Linked DNA regions of Homo sapiens: region 1 is linked to region 2. A link is a loop called in an ENCODE intact Hi-C map of the cell type or tissue named here. Cell type or tissue: MCF 10A. All regions are shown on one strand. Links, peaks and the distances in the headings refer to the core of each region. The heading gives the core; the rest is flanking DNA. Region 1 has its middle 56 kb from the start of THORLNC. Region 2 has its middle 110 kb from the start of THORLNC.

Region 1 (5,386 bases), core at 319-5,318, 50 kb after region 2:
GGGTGAATGGATGGAGGTATGGGTGGATGGGTAGACTGACCTATTTTATCATTGTGTCCAAGCAATTAACCCCAAAATGGAATCAGAAGTCCAGAGTTAGCCCTACTATTGGCTCAAGATTTCCATTCAATCCAATTTCACTGAAATGTGTTGAATATCTGTAACCTGAACACAAATTTCTCCAGGATATAGTTCATGTTTTATTCATATTTATGTTCAATGCAATGCTGCCATATAGTAGGTGCTCACAAAATGTTTGAGACAAATTGAACTTACTCAAACTAGAAACTTAACAGGTGCAATACGCAACACCCAGAGCCCAGCATATCCTTGGGGAGATATAATTCCCAGAACTGAACAGATAGCAATGGCCATATAATCAATAGGCCCCTCCTAGGCCATTTGGGCTGATTGCTGTAGGCCATTCTGGCTGCCTATTCCTGCTGTAGGCTTTTCTCATGCTATTTCCCCATTGACATTGCTCTCCCTCACCCCCATCCATTTAACCAGCTCCTACCAGCCTTTGAGACTTAAATCAAGTCTACCACCATAAAACTTGTTTCCAATTCCAGCCTGCCCACATTTCCCCTTCTCTGATCATCCACTGTGCATGAGGCTTCTCTGATATCTTCAACTGCCTGTGACTCAGCCACCCAAACATCCCATAGGCACCTCAGTTTCAGCCTGTCTAAAGTGGACCCCCACCTGACTGCTGTGTGATCTGAGTACTAAAGTGTGCAGGTCCTGCGGTGAAACAGCCTGAGATCAGATCTTTGTTACAGCACTGCATCAGCATCAGTCATCAGTCAGGGTTCACTCACAGAAGCACAGCCACTAAGGGATGGATGGATAGATAGATAGATAGATAGATAGATAGATAGATAGATAGATAGATAGATAGACAGACATATACGTATATGTTTGTGTGTATACTTCAAGTATGTGTGTGAAACACATTATAGATATAGATACAGATATAGATGTGGGTATAGATATAGGTATAGATAAATATAGATACAGATACATACATAGATGCAGATTCGATATAGATAATTTGGATATATAAAGGAACTTTTTTTTGTAAGGATTTGACCTTACACAATTGTGGGAGCTGGTCTCTGTAAGACGTGTCTTTGCATCACGTGTTGGAGCTTTAAATGTGCAGGGCAGACCGTTGGGAAGGGACGTTGGAGAGCAAGAGCCAGCTAGGCCCTACGAGTACAAGCTAGGGCCCATGAAGATGGACTAAGACCCAGGTCAGTCCTTTTGCCTCTGACCCTTGTAATGTGGGTCTCCTGAAGAAGCCAGAATCTTTGTTTCGGACTTAAACACACACCTGGCCCAGGAGTTGGGAAAGCTGAAGGAGGATTCAGGGAAAAGGTGAAGCAGATCCAACTGCTGCCTCACACCAACGAGGCAAGCCAGCAGATTAGCAGCACCAGGAGAGCCATGTCCATGCATGGGAGCTGCAAAGCAGTGACTGCCTCACCTCTGCCCTCCAAGTCTCCCACAGGAATCACTCCGTGGCCCATGACAACCAAAAACACACAAGAAAGGGAGTTTTGAGAAATTATCTTAGCCTAGCCACACTAACACAGTTCAAAGCCACCACAACCATGTGTATTTTTTGCGACTTTGGACAAGTGACTTAACTTTTCAAAGTGGCTTCACTTTTCAAAGCGGCTTCACTTTTCAAAGCGGCTTCACTTTTCAAAGCCTCAGTTTTACTATCCGTAAAATAACAAAAACATAGCAAAGCATTCCTATGAAAATTAAATATAGTTATCCCTGTTGAGGTGTTAGCACTCAACTACATGTTTGGCACATAGTTGGTGCTCAATAAATGTTAGCTGTTATAATGAATCTGGCCTCTCCTCTTATTCTCATATCTCAGTTGGTAGCCTTAAAATCCACCCTTTCATTCAAGCTGGCAACCTTGGAGTCGGATTCCTCATAGCCCACCACAAAGGCCATGTTCCTTAGCACATCCCTAGGGACTCTCCATGACCTAGACCCTGCCTCTTGTCCAGCCTCAATGCATGGAACTCAGTTAATCATGATCTTTGGTTTATGTCACAATTTCAGAATTGGTCCATGTATGACCTCTTTCTGTTTTCATTTATTTGTGTTTATTGCAAACTCACCACCCATGCAAGAACTAACACTGGCAATACTGTGTCTATGTGCTCCTTTCCATTACTCTTCCTGCCTTCCCCAAGCACAGGTGACCACCCATGAAGTCACTTGGAAAGCCTGATTCTAGATCTTTGCATAAAATGGCTTGATAAGCCTCCCTGCCCACTCTACTTCCCACCTCTTGTGTTTTGAGGAACAGCCAACCAGAGGGAGAGCTTGGAATTGCCAAAGACACACATCCACACCCACGATGGCTACCTCAGACTGCCCAGTGTGCAAAGAGAAGGAAGAGGTCAAATGCCCATTGCTCCAGCCTTTCAATAAATTAGCTCCACTCAACAAGAAACACTGATCGGTGGGAATCCTCCATTAGTCAGGTGATTCATTCCTCTCACATGAGTCAGAGCAGAAGACCACTACTACTTTAGTACCAAGGTCTTTGACCATAGGGAGTAATCTCTGGAAAAGACTCTATTGATGGACTTCAGATAAATAAATTATCTTGCCATTTCATGCAAGCTAATGTGGGAATGTGCCTTTGTGGGTGATGGGGAAGGTTAAAAGCCTTCATCAGATTCTTGAAGGGATTCATGACCCAAACATATTTTAGAGCCACCCTACATGGAAACATGAGGGTCTGTTGCCCCTGATACTTGCCCAGGAGTGAGGGGTAGAGGATGAAAGGCCAGAGAGCCCAGCTCTGCCTCTCAATTCTGCAGAAGGTGGCACACATACTGTGGCTGACAGCTAATGTCTTGTGAGCCCACAGTGACCTGTGCAGCCCTGCTAGAGTGCATAACTCTCCAGAAGGAGCATGGGCTAGATTACAGCATTCATTATCCCCCAGCTGGACAGCATGTCCAGTGAACGACCTGCTCCATGGTACATAGTAGCCCTGGGAAGCTGCAGTTCCACTGCCAACCTAACCAAAAAGAGGACACTTCTCTTTCAGGATGTGGTCTCAGACAGTCAGGCCACCCTCTGTATGCCTAATGACTCATGTTCCACCACATGGCACTTCTTATACTGTTGTCTCTATGATAGAATAGCTCTTCTAGTGCCTGTGTTCCTTTGGAGGAAAAGGTATCACATTTCTCTATCCATTGCCCCAAGGTGTTTAGCATACCAGAGGTGTTGAGGGTCTGTTTGTCAAGTATTACATGGCCCTCGGGCTGGAGCTTATGCACCTTTGTCCAGGCACAGCACATTGGTGAACATGCAGGACACACGCATCGTGTTCTTCCCAGCAGCAGCATGTATAACTGGATAGAATCCAGGCAGCCCTTCACTCTCCCCCATAACCCATACTTTTTTCATTCACATAACAATCACATCCTCAGTAGGGAGAAGAGGAAGGCTGAAAAGGTGAGCGAGAAGGTGTATTTTCAGTGAGGGGGTAAGAGGAGAGAAAGGGGAGTTCCAGTGACTGGGAGAGGCAGTTCAAGAAGGAGCAAAGCAGGGGGTTATTCCCATACTGAGCAGTGGCCCAAAGGTACCCCTAAACCCTGTTTACTCAAGACTTTGAACACTTAACTTGCTGGGCACTGTGCCGGATGCTATGATTAAAACTTAGTCCTTGCCTTGTGGAGCTCACTATAGAGCTCACCTCACAGAGCTCAGGAGACTTGTTCCAGGTTGGGAGGTGAGGAAGAGCCAAGCCAGACTCACTCACGTCCTAGGACTGCTAATTTTTAGCCCCATTTCTTTAAAACAACAGCCACTGCATAACATGATTAAAAACTTAACAAATTACCACCCACCCTCCATGGCCCCAGGGCCCACGTCACCTGAGCAGGTGTTTTAAGGCCCAAATGCTTGTCAACTTCATTAGTATCTCATAGCCATTTGTAGGTCATTTTAGCTGTCAACCCAGCATTCCAGCAAGATGCACTGAAGTACCTGAGAGACTTCCCTCCTGAATTAGCTTGGGCTCCTGTGATGCTTCAGGAACCTCTGTTACATGCCCTGTCCCTACAGGAAGGCAACCATGAAACGATTCTAAGGACTTTTCTCCAGGAAGCAAATATATAAGATTTTGTGAGTTTGGCCTATCAGGTTGAGGATGCAGTGGCTCAGGAGCATATTCAGACCAGGCGTCTTTCCTGCCTTTACACACATCACGTCTGCAATGCTGAGCAGCACCTATGCCGGGTCACTCCCGACGCAGCTGAGAGACTGGACAGCACTGCAGCGAGAGCAACACATGGGCGTCAGACCCAAGTTCCAGCACACACTGAGGCAGCAGGAGTTGAACAACTTGGGTGAGACACTGCCTGTTGAGTCTCCCTGTGTCCACTGTGTGAGACATTTCCCACTGAGTCTCCCTGTGTCCACTGGGTGAGAAACTTCCCACTGAGTCTCTCTGTGTCTATTGGGCAAGAGACTTCCTGCTGAGTCCCACTGTCTCCATTTGCAACATGAAGGTGTTCAATAAGATCAGCGGCTATCAAGTTGTTCTTTTAGTCTCAGAACATTTTCTGCAAAAGAAAACAATCCCAAGAAGGACAACAAATAAAGCCAAAAGCAGCAGAGTTCCTCTGGTTGAAAGGGGCCATGGGCTATGAAAGAGGTCTAAAATTCTACCCCACACAGCTAGGTAACCCTTAAGGCAGCTCCATGGGACCCCACAGGACTCCACAGAACAGAGTTTACACAATGTTGTGCCAGACAATCCCTAACAACCCTTTCCTCCTTGACATTCTAAAGTCAGATTGTGAAGCCTTGTGGTCACTAATCTTTCTCACCATTTGCCAAAAACCCTTTCCCAAATTGGACTCCTCATTTAAACCTCCCAAATGTTGCCGATTTTAATAATGAAATGAGCTCGCTAAAGTCAGTAGTTTATTTTCTAACAAGTATCAAAACAAAGTTTGCCATTCCTTACTGACCTTGAAAACACAAGTACCTACAAGAGTCAGGCAAATTCAAAACAAACAACCAAACAACATGAAAACAGATGACTGGGCCCCATCCCTCTGAGTACACTCTGAGTCAGTAGGTTGGGCTGGGCCCTAATTTCTATAATTTTAACAAGCTCCCAAAATGCTTATAAAACACACCAAGACTTGAGAAGCCCAATAATATAATAAGAGTCCAGCTTAAGTGTGACCTCCTTCAGGGAGACTTTCTGACCTTCCTCTCCCACCAATCCTCCCCAGTCCTCCTCCTTGATCCCAAAGTACCTTCTGTTTACCTCTGTCTCAGTACAAATCACACTGCACTGTAATTAACCGTCCACCTGTCTCCTTCC
Region 2 (5,386 bases), core at 239-5,238:
TCAAAGATAATTAAACAATGCCTTCAATATTCTAAGAATAATTATTTTGAATTTTCAATCTAGGATTCTATACTTAGTAAAAATAATCAACTTTATAGACAGAATAAAGACATTTTTAGGCAAATAAGACAAAAAAATGTACTTCTTGTGTACCCTTTCTGGGAAAGCTACTAGAGTATATACTCTGGAAAAACCAAATAGGGGAAAAAATACAACAGAATACAGGAATTCAATGCTGGAAAGTAGCAAAGGAAAATCTCAGGATGACAATTACATAGCAGATCTAAGAAGTTATTCATTCAGACCAGAACAAAAGTCCACTGTCTTCAAGGAAATAGTGGAATCGACACATTGACATTGTAGAAAATAATGGTGTATTTTTGAGCGAGCTATTGGAAACTTTGGGGAAAAAAAAAAAGCCAGGGAAATAAAATCATAAAGCCATTGTTAATTCCAGGAAAGATGAAAAATGAAAGTCTGAAAAAGAAAATGCAATCTAGTAAAATATCTAGTCTGTTAATTTTTTTGTATAGTGGTGATGATACAAATTTTGACTATCAATTTAACAAACAATTCTGGTATAATAATATTGAGATGACAAAGAAGTGAACGTGGGAATGGAAGTTCATGCAACTGTAATGATAGAGTATTATTGCTATGTATATAGGATTATTTTCTTAATTTATTTTTCAGATACCTCATTGTCAGTGTGTAGAAACCCTACAGATTTTTGTAAGCTGATTTTTTTATTCTGCAACTTTGCTGAATTCATTTATTGGTTCTAATAGTGTTTTGGATAAATTATTTAATGTAAGATTATGTCATCACCAAACAGTGACAGTTTCACTTCCTGTTTTTATTTGGATGCCTTTTATATCTTTCCCTTGTCTTTCAGCTCTGGCAAGGACTTCCAATACTATGTTGAGAAGCAGTGAGGGTGGGCATACTTACCTTGTTCCAGATCTTAGAGGAAAAGCTTTCAACTTTTCACCTTTGGGTATAATGTTAGATAGCCCCATATATGGGCTTCGCATATATGATCTTCATTATGTTGAGGTGCATTCCTTCTATACCTAATTTTTGAGAAATTTTATTATGAAATTACATTGAATTTTGTCAGTGGCTTTCTCTGCATCTATTGAGATGATCATATGGTTTTGTCTCTTATTAATATGGTGAATCACATTTATTGATTTGCATTTCTTGAGCCATGCTTGCCTCTTAGGGGTAAGTCAGACTTGATCATAGTGAATAATCCTTTTAATGTACTGTTGAATAAGGTTTGCTAGTATTTTCCTGAGGATTTTGCGTCTATGTTCATCAGTGATATTGGTCTGTAGTTTTCTTTTCTTGTGTCTTTGTCTGGCTTTCGTATCAGAGGGAGGCTAGGCTTTTAAAGCGTGTTTGGAAGTATTTCCTCCTCATCAATTTTTTGGAAGAGTTTGAGAAGAACTGGTATTAGTTCTTTAAATATTTTGTAAAATTTAGCTGTGAAGCCATCTTGTCCTGGGCTTTTCTCTGATGGGAGACATTAATTCTCATTGAATGTCTTTACTCATTATGGTCTGTTCAGATTTCTAATTTCTTCATGATCTAGTCTTAGTAAGTTATATGTTTCTAGGAATTTATTAGTTTCTTCTAGGTCAACATCTCTAATCATCAGAGAAATGCAAATTAAAACCACAATGAGATATCATGTTACACCTGTTAGACTGGCTATTATCCAAAAGATGAAAGATAACAAGTGTTGGCAAGGATGTGAAGTAAAGGGAACCCTGTACACTGTTGGTGGGAATGTAAATTAGTACAGCCATTTTAGAAAAGACTGTGAAGGCTCCTCAAAAAACTAAAAAAAGAATTACCGTATGATTCAGCAGTCCCACTTCTGGGTATATAGCCAAAGAATTTGAAATCATCTGGTTTGAGTCAGTGTTTGGTTAAAAAAAAAAAAAAAAAAAAAAGGAAAATAAAGTACATTGAAATCAGTATGTCCAAAAGCTGTCTTCTCTCCCACGTTCCTTGCAGCATCACTCACAATAGCAAAGACAAGGTAACAACTGAAGTGCCCACCAATGGATGAATTGATTAAAAAAATTTAGTAGATATGTATATACATATAAACTAATATTCACATATATACATATATATGTATATTCACATATACATATATACTGAATATATACATATACAATATATATATATATATATATACACACACACACAATGGAATAGTATTCAGCCTTTAAAAAGCAGGAATCATGTCATTTGCAATAACATGAACGAACCCAGAAGACATTATGCTAAGTGAAATAAACCAAACACAGAAAGACAAATATCACATGATCTCACGTATAAGTGTAATCTAAAAACATCCAACTCACAGAAGCAGAGACTAGAATACTGATTATCAGAGGCAAAGAGGAGGGAGGGTGGACAGGAAAAGAAGAGATGCTAGCCAAAGAGAGCAAAGTTCTGGTTAGGCAGGAAAAATAAGTTCTGTTGATCTATTATCCAGCATAGTGACTATAGTTAGTAATATTGCAGTGTATATATCAAAATAGCTAAAAGAGTGGATTTTTAAATGTTCTCACCACAAAGAAATGATAAGCATTTGAGGTGATGGATATGTTAGTCTAATCTGATCATTCCACAATGTATATACACATATCAAAACATCACTTTGTACCCCATAAATATATACAATAATTAGTTGTCAATTAAAAATGAAATAAAACTTAAGAAAGGAGTGGCCAGATTATGTCTAAAATTCATAAACTGACCCTGTCAAGAAAGAGGGTAAATGCCAAAAAAAAAAAAACTATACGAGTTACTGGTGGTGGGGAAGAGGGTGGCAGGATTGTGCTATGTTTTTATCATAAACCTTTAATACTATTAGAATTCTTTTTTAACATGCATACATATTAACTCAATAAAAATATTTTAATAGAAGATTCACATAAAAGTCTGTATTTCTGATTTCTCTTTCAAAAACAGAAGAACTGGCATCACACTCCTGCATTCCAGAAGGCAGTAATTTCTGAAGCTGAGTAAGGGCAGGTACCCTTCAGTTTGCCCCAGTCCCCACCACTCCCATATGTCTGTCTATTTGCTGTCCAGGCTTGTAGTGGCCGGATTTGGGGCCTGTTAATGTAGAGTGTGAGGATGTCCCTGTAAAGTCATTCAAGAAGGAGGAAAGGAAGAATCTAGAGAAACGAAGCAGCCTCTGCCAGCAAGGCCAGGCAGGACATATAACATGGGCATCTTGGGGCACTGCCAGGAGAGGAAAGTGTCACTGGCCAGACAGTCAAAGAGTCAGAGAGGGCTGAGGGTGAAATGCATCTGAGAAGGAAAGCAAGGTCCTCCCTAGGGGGCAGAATGGAGAGTGAAAAGTGAAAAGCAATGGGTACTTGTGAGTCACAGGACGCCAAGAAAACCACAGTAGGTCTGGAGGAGAGCTCAAGCTTGGCAAGGCCAAGGGGTCCAGGAGGCAGGCTGTGATCCAGAAGAGAGTGCTGAGATCTGTCCCCGTTGGCTGCTGCCCCACATTTCAAGTCAGAGCATCCTACTTAATGGCCATGATACACAATGATCAATTGTGTCCAGACCCTGGATGCTCCTGTGGAAAAGTAGCTCCAAGAAATGATCAGCTTTTATTTTCATGTAATCTTCATTTATAGTCCATATTTTTCTTCACCGAGAGGTAGAAGGCAGAGATCTGAATAACATCCCAGATGTCTGAAGCATGCAAGGCATTCTCCAGCCTTGAGAATTGCTTGGAAGGAGAGGCACTGGGTGGGCCTCTCAGACCAGATGTCCTGGGAGGCCCCAGGTGATCATCTCAGCCTTATCCAAAGCTCTCTGGGAGCCAGGGTCTGCTTTAAGCCATCCTCTCTTCTGAAAGTGACGCCGAGGCATCATTTTCTGCTCTTGGCAGCAGCGCAAACCTTTCACTTAGACCTGATGTACTGTGTGAAAACAGGAGTTTGCAGGCCATTTATCCCCAGGCCTGTCAGCCAGGAGAGAGGCATTTCCCTCAGGAAACATCAAGAGGAAAGTCGTATGTTTAGTTCACCAAATAGGACCAAGTCCCCAGCCCTGAGCTCTTCTGACTGGAGTTAGCTTGTTCCTTCTGTGAAACGGGCTGGTGTATTCTTCTCTGTCCCTTGACATAACCAAATTCACATAGGTTGATACAGCTGTGGGACACATGGACATACTGAACCTAATTACCTACAGAATCTCCTGCCTTGTTGTTACAGTAGGAGAGAGACTAACCATGCTGCAAAAAAAGACGTCAGGCTTCATCAGGTCTGAGGGCAATGGGGGAATGCCAGCATGCCCTGAGTACTCAGCATACTGAGTACTTTTACAGAGATTTTGGGGGAAAACATTGCTCAGAGAATATTGCAATGTGTATTTTTTCCAGATGTGAGGGTGAGCTGGCTCCAACATCTGCCACCCAATACATATTTGCAATGCTTTATGGCACTTTTTGTTTACAAGCCTGATCTTCCCCATTGGGCAGCCAGCCCCTCATGAGCCAAAACCATGTCTCACACTGAACATATGGTAAGCAATCAAAGTTCATAGAATAAATGGGCCGTGCTTACTAATTGATTTATTAAGTGTAGCAAGGGTCAGCATTTCCGGGGGAAAATACTCAGTGTGCATTCCCATTTAGAGAATCCTGGGATATTGGGGTAAGGCTCTGAAGTCATCCTTCTATCCAACACTTGGCCTCCTGGGAGAAATGATGGAGGATTTGGAGATGCTAAATTTGGATTCCAAGACTGAAATTTAGTTAAAATTTAAAAACAGAGATGGGGGACAATGGAAGGGAGGGAAGATGATTGAGTCCCTACTGAATACCAGACACTGTACTGGACACTTTGGATTCTGAAATCCATATTATCATTTCTGTTTACAGATGAGGAGAGAGAGGCTGAGAGAATTACGTCTCCTTAGTGAGGAGAGCTGCAGTGGCGATCAGCACTGGCCTCTCCTTACCAGTGGCAAGCTCATCCTTAGTCTCTTCTTTCTGCCAATGGTGCTGGCCGTCGAAGCTTAGGTTGGGACCACCATGGTGACGAGCAAAGACTAGGAAGGTGATGCTAACTATAAGAACGATCTATGCACTGCTGTGTGACACACTTAGAGATCTGGGGGAGAAAATAAAGAAGGGCTTGGATGCCCCGGAAAGACACTGGTTGGGGCACCTTAAGTCAAAAACAATTAGGATTATTACCCACACGCTTAATTGTGCCCCAAAACTGCTGTGACATAAAAGAGCAAAGGTCTACACACACACATAGCCCATTATCAAATACAAGCATCTGCTTTCTGAGAATGTCATTCTGTTCACCTGAGCACCCGGTTCAGAAGAGAT

The links. Peaks named below come from ENCODE experiments on the same cell type or tissue, not always from the same donor. Only the 100,000 strongest peaks of a DNase experiment are listed, where the experiment ranks them.
Region 1: a loop joins it to region 2, with 5 times the contacts of the local background. A loop is called at or near these places in 2 of 110 quality-filtered maps.

Annotation. Positions count from the first base shown.
Region 1 is chr2:118,240,181-118,245,566 of GRCh38, reverse strand. No RefSeq gene overlaps it. Among named protein-coding and RNA genes, the nearest start is that of THORLNC, 56 kb to the right of the region's middle. In MCF 10A, for the core only: no CTCF peak of the experiment used is centred there; a DNase peak (open chromatin) is centred at 3,126.
Region 2 is chr2:118,289,721-118,295,106 of GRCh38, reverse strand. No RefSeq gene overlaps it. Among named protein-coding and RNA genes, the nearest start is that of THORLNC, 110 kb to the right of the region's middle. In MCF 10A, for the core only: no CTCF peak of the experiment used is centred there; no DNase peak of the experiment used is centred there.